Regions from separate parts of the Mus musculus genome. Here region 1 is linked to region 2. A link is a loop called in an ENCODE intact Hi-C map of the cell type or tissue named here. Cell type or tissue: left cerebral cortex. All regions are shown on one strand.

Region 1 (5,000 bases), 700 kb after region 2:
TCCTAGTCTCAGGCCACTGCTTGATCACCTGACTCCATCAGGCAAACCCAGAATTTCTAGTTCATGAGGATGCCCAGGCTCAGGGCTAAGCTGTGCATGAAGATCACGTAGCTCCTCTTCTCAGGGGTGGAGGCAGGAGGAATATGGAACAGACCTGGGGGCTTTGCCCCTACTGATCAGACACTGAGAAACTGTGGTCTTGACTCCTAAGTCCTCTGTCCTAATTAGGGTTTCTATTGCTATGATGAAACACCATGACCAAAAAGCAAGCCGGAGAGGAAAGGGTTCATTAGGCTTATACTTCCACATTGTAGTCCATCACTGAAGAAGGCCAGCACAGGAATTCAAACAGGGCAGGAACCTGGAGGTAGGAGCTGATACAGAGGACAGGGAGGGGTGCTGCTTACTGGCTTGCTCTCGATGGCTTGCTCAGCTTGCTTTTTTTTACAGAACCCAAGACCATCAGCCCAAGGATGGCCCCACCCATAATAAGCTAGGTCCTCCCCCATCAGTAACTAATTAAGAAAATGTCCTACAAGCTTGCCTCCAGCCAGACCTCATGAAGGGATTTTCTCAACTGAGGTTCCCTCTTCTCAGGTGACTTTGGCTTAAGTCAAGTTGGCATTAAACTAGCCCGCACAGACTCCTGGTTTAACCCTGGTCCCTGATCCCTTTCTTTGTTCTTGGGGACTCTGGCTTTCAATTCCATCTTGTGCCTCGCTCCTCATCCTGAGATGTCACACCCTGAATGGGCCGGGGATGTAGCTCAGTTGGTAAAGTGTTTGTCTATCAAGCACAAGGTCCTGGATTTGATCCCCCAGCCCAGAACAAACTAATTGTGGTAGTGCATTCTTGTAATTTCAGACTTTCAAAGGCAGAGGCAGGAAGATCAGGTGTTCAAGGTCGTCAGCAGAGGCCACCCGGGATCCATGAGACTCTGTCTCAAGATCAACAAGCAATCAAAAACTTTTTTTTTAAAGATTTATTTATTTATTATATGTAAGTACACTGTAGCTGTCCTCAGATACTCCAGAAGAGGGCATCAGATTTTGTTACGGATGGTTGTGAGCCACCATGTGGTTGTTGGGATTTGAACTCAGGACCTTCAGAAGAGCAGTCGGTGCTCTTAACCACTGAGCCATCTCGCCAGCCCCAAAACTTTTTTTTTTTTTTTTTGTTTCGAGACAGGGTTTCTCTGTATAGCCCTGGCTGTCCTGGAACTCACTTTGTAAACCAGGCTGGCCTCGAACTCAGAAATCCACCTGCCTCTGCCTCCCAAGAGCTAGGATTAAAGGCGTGAGCCACCACCGCCCGGCAATCAAAAACTTTTAATGGGACCTAAGAACCAGACATTCAAGAAGTCAAAACAGGAAAATCACATGTTCAAGGCCAATAATAATAATAATAATAATAATAAAAGGAAACTGGGCTCTCTTGGCCAGGGGAGAACCAAGGGTCTGTGCCATCCTCTACCCAAAGCATCTTTCCCAAAATGCTGGCTGGGACTCTACCATCTGAGGCATCCATTTGTCCCTCCCTGGCTCTTCCCAAGGCCTCGAGGGCCTTTGCTAGCCTGGACAATGCTGCAGCTCATACACACGGCCCTCTGGAGACCAGAGAAGCACTGGATGAAGGACTCCAACCCTTGGGGCTCCATCCTGACCACCAATAACTCCTTCTCTGGCTCATGACCTTGTCTGGGCTAGACCTTCCCCACTGGGCACCCAGTGACCTCTAGAAAAGGGGTGGATGGCCTGGCAAGTGGGTGAGTTAAACTACCATTAACCCTTCAGACCCCAGGCCGATCACAGCTTCCTTGAGAAAGCCCTCTCTGACCCACATCTCAAAGGCACTGAGCACCTATCTGTCAGGTACTCGATAACCCACAACCAAACTCTTATGCCACAGATCACGGCGGCATCTGTCTCTCTGGTTAGGCTGCACAGCAATCCGTGGAGCTGGGAGCTGTTTACCACCTACAGATCCCCAGCAGTCAGCACAGAACTCTGCCCAGCAGGAGTAGAGTGAATATTTACTGAGTGGATGATGATTGAGGGATTTATCTGTCAGAGTGGCGGGGGGTGGGGTGGGGGGGGGGCTCCTCTGGGCTCCCACAGTTGTGGACACAGCCCTCTGTCCTGCATATCCACTAAGCCCTTTCCTGCCTACCCCTCTTTCACAAACCTCAAACTCATTCAGAGCTAAATCTGGTCCAGAATTTTCAAGTCAGGGTGTGTGTGTGTGTGTGTGTGTGTGTGTGTGTGTGTGTGTGTGTGTTTAATCTACATATCTAATGTATCTTAAAGAATAGAAAGACTTGCCAATGCCAGGTCACATGACCCAATAAACTCCACAACTGTGATCTCTCTAGGTAAAGGCCTAAGTCTTCAGATTCCCCAGTCCCTCTCCAAGTTCCTTCCCAGCCGGGTCCATGCATCCCCATGACCCTGTCTTTTGGCTCTGGGACCCATTGCTGTTTCCAGAACGCCACCTTTCTCCTCTCTGGCTGAGAACATCCCCAGTTTAGGGCTGCCCCAGAGCGCAGGCACCATACTCGGGACTGAATGAGCGCCTGTGCATTGAGCAGAAGGAAGCTCTAGGGAGCGGGGAGACACAGGAGAGGGGGGCTTCCCTGGGGAAGGAGCACGGATTAGCCGTTCTTTAGGGATTACTTAAGAAGAGATAATTGGGTGCACCAAACACTTTGTATTTTGTCTCATTAGCTGCCGCGACGCTTGCCATGCTTAAAGTTGGGGTGGTAAGTAGGTTAATCTCATTGAACTGGTTTAATAAATAGAAATCCATTTTCAACTGTTTCCCAGGAAAGGGAATACCTCTGCTATGGCCAAGCTCCCCGAAGAGGTCTGGGAATCTATTGCCACCTGGTGGCAATGTGTATGTATTGCAGGAGGAATATTCTAAACAGGTAGAAGTGCTCGCTCAGAGAGGTGGGAGAGTTGGATCCTGCCCCAGGGGAAGCAGCCCCGACACAAAGGGAAGCCACCAGTGGCACAAATAACTGACTTGTGGAAAAAACTGAGTGTGGTGAAATTTAAAGCACAAATATTTAGTTTTTGAGAAATCTGATCTGGGCTGAAAATCTTTCTGAAAGCTTTTAACTACAATCATGACATTTGGGGGACTTAGGTGGATAGTTCAGTGGTAAGGCAATTGTACCTCTGTGAGGCCCTAGGTTCAATCCTCAGCACTGTTCTCCAAGCAAAAGACAATGAGAACTGGCTCTAATGTAAGGCAGACCAAGAGTGAGCCTAGCCCCACCAAACCCTGTGACACTATCTGAACCATTTCTAGCTGGCAAGGTTTTCTATATATGCATATACATGCAGTGGCTTTCTAAATATGCATTTCTCTTCCCTCTGGCAGATCTTCACACCAATCTTTCAAAGTAAATCCTATTATTATCCCATTTTACAGATGGAAAAACTAAGGCTCAGAGAGGCACCATCCCATGCCTGGGAGTGACTGGCTCTGGCTTGGCTCTGGCCCTTCACTGTTTCTTTGCATCCCTATGCAAGAAAGCTACTGTGAGTCCAGAACTGACAGTGATGGCTAGCGTTACAAACTTGATAGAATCTAGACTCACCAAGGAGACAGGGCTCTGAGCATGCCTTAGGGGCCTATCTTGATTAGGTCAGTTGAGGGAAAAGACACGCCCACTGTGGGTGACAGCATTCCTTCGGCACAAGTCCCAGACTGCATAAAAAGGTGAAAGCTGGCTGAGTACAAGTTCTCCTTGTTCCCTGTTTCTAGACTGCAAATGCAATGTGACCAGCTCCCTACCAGCTCCCTTAAGTCCACGCCATGGTAAATTCCATGACCTGGAACTGTAAGCCAAAATAAGCCCTTTCTCCCTGGAATTGCTTCTGTCCTGGTATTTCATCACAGCAGAAAAGTAACAGAGCAAGCAACAGAGTCAGCCAGCAATTGGCCCTCACTATCATCTCTGTGGGCTTCTGGGAAAGACACAGAAACACCAAGAGAACCCATAGAAGCTGGTCTTAGATTTTGGCTTGACCTCTTCTTGTAGGACCCTGTCCCAGAAGAGATTGACTGGCTGCGGTCCTGAGCCTGAACAGACCCTCAGACACCTGCCCACAATGTCCGCAGCCACTGCCAGGCAGTAGAAAGCCTTAGCTGCTGACTCGTAGATTCACAGTATGTTATGCACTCCCTAGAGAGAAATACAAAAAAACAAAGACAAAACCACAACTCTCCCCAGACTGCCTTGTGGTCTCTATGAAAGGAAACAATACGGGCAGTCTTTGTGTTTAAAAGAAAAATTACTGAAACAAGCAAAAAAGATTCCAGTTTGCACTCTTTTGAATTGAGAGAAATAAGCAAACACTATTTCCTAAATCTATATTCGCTGGGAAGCATCCTTTTATTATATTTATGCGAAAACATGAGTCAAATCTCATCCCAGGCCGAGAGAAGACACATTCAATAATAAAATGCAAACGCTGTTTGCGGGGAATTACAGAGGATCAAGTTTCTGGCCTATTGTGAGGAGTGGTTTAAAATTAAGACTTTTAAGCTTCATGTATCCCAATTTTATTTTGCAATAATCTATGCCTTTAACTTACCCTGTTTATATTTGCTCCCAATAATGTAGCCAAAAATCCAGCAAGCACTGATTGTGAAAAGGGTAACTCATTATCTGCTTCCGCCCAGGAATAACAAAGGGGAAAAAAAGAGGGTGTTTGCTCGCGCCCCCACAGTTCTTGGGAAATATTTGCTCTCAGACATTTGGTAATATCACGGAGAGCTCGCCTTTCTGCATGGGAGCTTTGCAATTTTAAAGAGATACTTAAGAAGAGCAGAAAGGAGATGACAAAGGTTTGTGCCTACAGCTCCGGTCCCAGTGGAGTCCCGTCTGCAAACTCACCTGAGGCATTCTGGGATACTTACAGAAGCTTCCAGCAAGCGTGGATGGCTCAAAAAAACGCCTCAAAAAGGCAAGGAGGGCTATGGGAGAAAAG
Region 2 (5,000 bases):
GACAGGGTCTCCCGTAGCCCAGACTGGCTTGGAACTTGCCAGGTAGCTGAGGCTGATCCTCCTTGCCCCCACTTGTAAGTGCTGGGAAGACAGCTGTGTACCACCACATCTGGCTTGTGTGTATGTCATCTATTTGTGTGTCTGTGTGCACGTGTGTACAGATGTCTGTGCACATATACAACAGCGGAGGGGAGGAGTTGATAGCTGGTATCTTTCTCAATGATGTCCATTTTTGAGATGGGGCCTCTCACTGAGCCCAGAGCTTGCTGCTTTCACTAGAGCAACAAGCCCCAGGATCATGTGATCAGCGCCTCTCCCATCCTGGGAGGAGAGTACGGCTAAGCCTGGCTTTCTGTGTGGGTTATGGGGATCTGAACATAGGTCTCCATGCTTGTATGGCTAACACTTTCTGAACGAGTCACCTCCCCAGCTCCTAGGGAAATTTAGTGGAAAAAAATAACCCAAACTAATGGTGGTAGTTTAACCAGAAAGTGTTTCTATTCTAAAGAGCCTGTATGCATGTATATACACACAATCACCTGGAGAGCCAAAGAGCTTCATTGAGCACACCCACGTACACACACTCATGACCATCCCTGTACAGGTACTTGTAAACACACATATCACACTCTTAGATTCACATGTATGTACTCAGAGGTCACACTGCCAGTGAGCTTGCGCATGCCTACACCTACACACATTCACAGACCAGAATCTTTCCCCCTGTAAGAACAGCCAAAATGGTGAGCAGGAGCTGTTTTTAAATAGAAATTCACTCTTTGGTGTTTTTTCTCCCCTTGGCTCTGTGGCGGGGTTGGGAGGGGAGTGGGTGGGTGGAGGCAGGGGGAGCTGGCTGGAGAAGTCAGGCCTCCCCTGGATTCCTCCCCAGGCGCCAGGCTGGGAGCCTGTGGAGCCTGCAGCAGAGCTGGGTTGGAGCTGCATTATTGAGAATCCTGCCCTTTTATCTCCAAGGCAGCCAGACTTGCCTGGGAAGGAGGTCACCCCAGGAGCTGCCACAGCATCCTCTGAAAACAAGCATGGTGGACTCCGCCCAGCCTCTCCCTTGCCGCTTCTAGGAGACCTCGCTTAGGTTCTCTCCGTGGAGGCTTCCAGGCCTAACAACAGATCCCTGGCTGAAGGGACTCTAGCCAGCCAGAGCATGGCAAACATGGCTCTGATAGACCTTGCCCTGCTAAAAAAAAAAAAACGATAGATTACATTCCTAAAGCTAGCCTCCAAGGTTTATTCCCTTATTGGACCACTTCCTCTGACTAAGACTGACTACCAAGGTCTGGCTATCAAAGTATTAAAGTCCAGCAATCTAAAGTCCCTTTGGCTCACCTAATTAACATGCCCAATTAAAACTAAACACCTCATCCTAACACGGGGCTTTCCCTTGTACCTCTATGAATTGTCATTGGCCTATGGGCCACGTCTGTCTTTTCTCTATCCAGAGGCAGTCCTTTGTCATGTCCTCCCAACCCCATCCCCAACAAATATCCCTCCCCCTCTCCCTTGTTCCCTTTCCCTTCTCCCTCATCCTCTATCTCCTGTCATTCCCTGACACTATTCCTTCTGGGACAAATAAATCTGTCCTGAGATCTTGGTCTTGGGGTGTCCTGAGCCCATCCTGGTTACTTCCTGTCACCTGGATCTGGGAGGCAGTCTCAGTGCCTCAGATGACTCTGATGGGTGGGCACCCTGAAGGAAGCATTTTACTGTCATCTTAAGAGATTTTTCTCTGGGAACCCCAGAATGGGCTGTGTCCTCATTTCCTCAAGACCCTGTGCCATCTTAGTGATGGGAAAATTCTCATACATCAGGTCCCCTGGGGGATGAAGTAATAGGTGGCCGTGAGCCACCTGATGTCAGTGCCAGGGACCAAACTCAAGTCTCTTTTGTTGTTGTTGTTTTGTTTTTTACAAGAGCAACAGTATGTATTCTGCCATCTTCCTAGCTCTGGGTCATGAAAGAGACAGAGGCCTGAGGGAAAGACTTTCCCAGGCCACTCTGACAGTCAGTGAATTGGGATTGGGTCATGGACTGTGTGAACCTAGAGTTCCGTGTCAGATCAGTCAGGTTGGGCTTACTATAACAGATACTCTTGAGTCTCATTGCTTGAAGACAACACAGACAGCAAAGGTTGGCAACATCTCTGCTCACCTCAGTCACTCCTGTCAGACCTGGCTGGTGGTACAGCTGCCATCTTGGATTTACCATTTGCTGGGAGAGGAAGAAAGCTCAGTAGGTTTTCTTGGCAGTTCGGTGTGCTGGCCTGAAATGTGCAGTCATTGGCCTGAACTGGTCACATGGCTCCGCCTAGCTTAGGAAGGATGGAAATTAGTAAGAGTGAACAGAGCCAAAGGTGTCCACTTTTCCACCACCTTCACTTGACCCAGAGACCAGGCTCACGGCTGTGTCTGTCAATCTGACACCACTCTCGGCCCTTCATTTCCTCTTCACCTGCCCTAGCCTCTGGCTCTGTCTTCCCTCTTCTCTCTGCTCCCGTTAGGAATCCTTCCCCCTTCTCCTCACATTCCAGTCTGGAAGGTGTTTTAGTTTAGTCCTGGCTTTGACCCTAACCCGCTGTGCAGGGTGATCCAGGCCAGCTTTCCCTTATTAGCCGGGTTTATTTTTCCCACCCGTGTACTGGGATTCCGTCTTCAATCTTGGCCCCCACCGCCTCTTACAGAAGAGTTTCTGGAGGCTGCTGCTTGTTGAGACAACAGACCTGGGGGAACAGATTTCAGTTTCCCTCTTTTCCCGTCCCTGTTTTAGACGATCCCACACATATGTTGGGCCTGGAGGCATCCCACACGTCCTTGGAGCTGAAGGGGCCTTGGTAACACTGCCAGGAAAATGCCTTATCAGAGGAGGGTGCTCGCCCCCAAATGGAGCTGGGCCAGAGCAGTCTCTCTCTCCTCACTTCTATGGGATGGGGGCAGCTCCTGGGACACAAGAGGGCAATGTTCGCCAGTGTGGCAGGCTTTGCCAGCCTCTTGCCTCTCATCTGGAAACTGCCCAAACAGGGAGCTTTATAGCTTGAAATCAGATGGAATTGGGTGTGTTCGGGTTGGCATGGCCATAGGTAGCTTAAAGAATTTAGATTTGATGTTTAGAAGGACACTGGGCAGAAATAGTTCCTGTGTGAGAGGAGGAAGCTTAGAGGATCTTCTCTGGCCTGTACTTAATTTTCAATTTGTCTACAAAGCTCAAACATCTTGCTTTGTAGTTGGAGGTGACCTTGAACTTCTGACCCTCTGGTTTCTCCCAAGTTCATAGATCATTATAAAAACAAGTCTTAATGCCACACTAGGAAGTGAACCCAGGGCTTCTTGCACACAACGCAAACACACTCATCTGACCAAGTTATCCCCCCCCCCCCAGCTCTTTAACATTTGAAAAGTTTTGTGTTTAGCTGCGTGTGGTGGCTCCTATAATCCTAACGCTTGGGAGATGGAGGCAGGAGAATCAGGAGTTCAAGGCCTGCCTGAGTTACATAAGGAGTTCAAGGTCACCTGGTGCTACTTGAGACCCTGTGAGAAATAAAGAAAGAACTAAACCTGGAGTCTCAGGGGAATACTTGGTATTGTGGAGTGTGGAGCATCTTCTATGTTTTTCAGAGTTGATCGATATTTTGGTTTTGTAATCATCAATTCTGAGAACTCCACTTTGCATAAACACATAGAACAAAGCAGCCAAAGTGTGTTTAGGACCATTTCAGAAGCTGTTGGAAATTCTGTCCTAATCCCATGCCAGAACTCATTTAATTAGTTTTTATGAAACTCAAGTTAGCAACTCAAACAGCAATTTTTAAAAATCAAACATTCTAGCACAATACAATTCAAAGATACATGAATCCGATACACACTGAAGGGTAGTGGTGGGGACATGAGGAAAGTCTCTGTTCTCTGTAATTAAAGGATTCCATTTCAATCGGAGCAGGAAACTGTGTGGAGTAAAACTGTATTGCCTTAGTCAGGGTTTCTATTGCTGCGATGAAACACCATGACCAAAAAGCAAGTTGGGGAGGGAAGGGTTTATTTGGCTTACACTTCCACATCACTGTTCATTACCAAAGGAAGTCAGGACAGGAACTCAAACAGGATAGGAACCCGGAGGCAGGGGCTGATAAAGAAGCCATGGAGGGATGCTGCCTCCTGGCTTGCTCTCATGGCTTGCTCACTCATTCTTATAGAACCCAGGACCACCAGCCCAGGGATGGCCCCACTCACAGTGGGCTGGGCCCTCCCCCATCTCCCATCCATCACTAACTGGGAAAATGCCAGCTGGATCTCATGGATGCAATTCCTCAACTGAGCTTCCTTTCTGCAATGGCACTAGCTTTTGTCAAGTTGACACAAAAGCAACCAGCACAGTCCCCACCATGTACGGTGCTCTTGAATCTGGGTGAGGGTTTTCAGGCAATGTTCTCTGGTCTACGGTGAGATGGCACATGTAGCCTGAAATGCCCATGCTGTGTGCTAGAACTGAGGCTGTGGTGAGGTCACACGGTGCCACGTGGTGCAGCACTGGCAGCAAGCAACACCTTGGAGTCTCTGTGCTTTTGGTTTAATTAACTCTTGACCACTGTGTGTTCAGAAAGTGCTCAGTGTTGCCAGATTTCTTCCTCTTCCTCTTCCTCTTCTTCTTCTCCTCCTCCTTCTCTTCCTCCTCCTTCTCCTCCTCCTCCTCCTCTTTCCTCCCATTCCTCCTCCTCCTCTTCTTCTTCTTCTTCTTCTTCTTCTTCTTCTTCTTCTTCTTCTTCTTCTTCTTCTTCTTTTTCTTCTCCTCCTCCTCCCTCTCCTCCTCCTCTTCTTCTCTTTCTTCCTCTTCTTCTTCCTCCTCCTCCTCTTCTTCTTCTTTCTGGTTGCAACCTCCACATGTAGTTACATGACCCCTCATGAGATTGTGACATACTCTCTGAGAAGAGTTGGAGTTGGAAGTCCCAAGTTTGCACCCTGCCCATGTGCTGTGTGTCCTCCCCTACACACATGCGC

Evidence for each region. Peaks named below come from ENCODE experiments on the same cell type or tissue, not always from the same donor. Only the 100,000 strongest peaks of a DNase experiment are listed, where the experiment ranks them.
Region 1: a loop joins it to region 2, with 2.2 times the contacts of the local background. A loop is called at or near these places in 6 of 42 quality-filtered maps.

The regions. Positions count from the first base shown.
Region 1 is chr4:125,229,781-125,234,780 of GRCm38, reverse strand. The region is part of intron 4 of Gm32611 (a long non-coding RNA gene); the gene reads right to left. Among named protein-coding and RNA genes, the nearest start is that of Gm40244, 14 kb to the right of the region's middle. In left cerebral cortex, a CTCF peak has its summit at 2,889 (motif pointing left); a DNase peak (open chromatin) is centred at 2,879.
Region 2 is chr4:125,934,414-125,939,413 of GRCm38, reverse strand. No RefSeq gene overlaps it. Among named protein-coding and RNA genes, the nearest start is that of 2610028E06Rik, 15 kb to the right of the region's middle. In left cerebral cortex, no CTCF peak of the experiment used is centred here; DNase peaks (open chromatin) are centred at 817 and 2,831.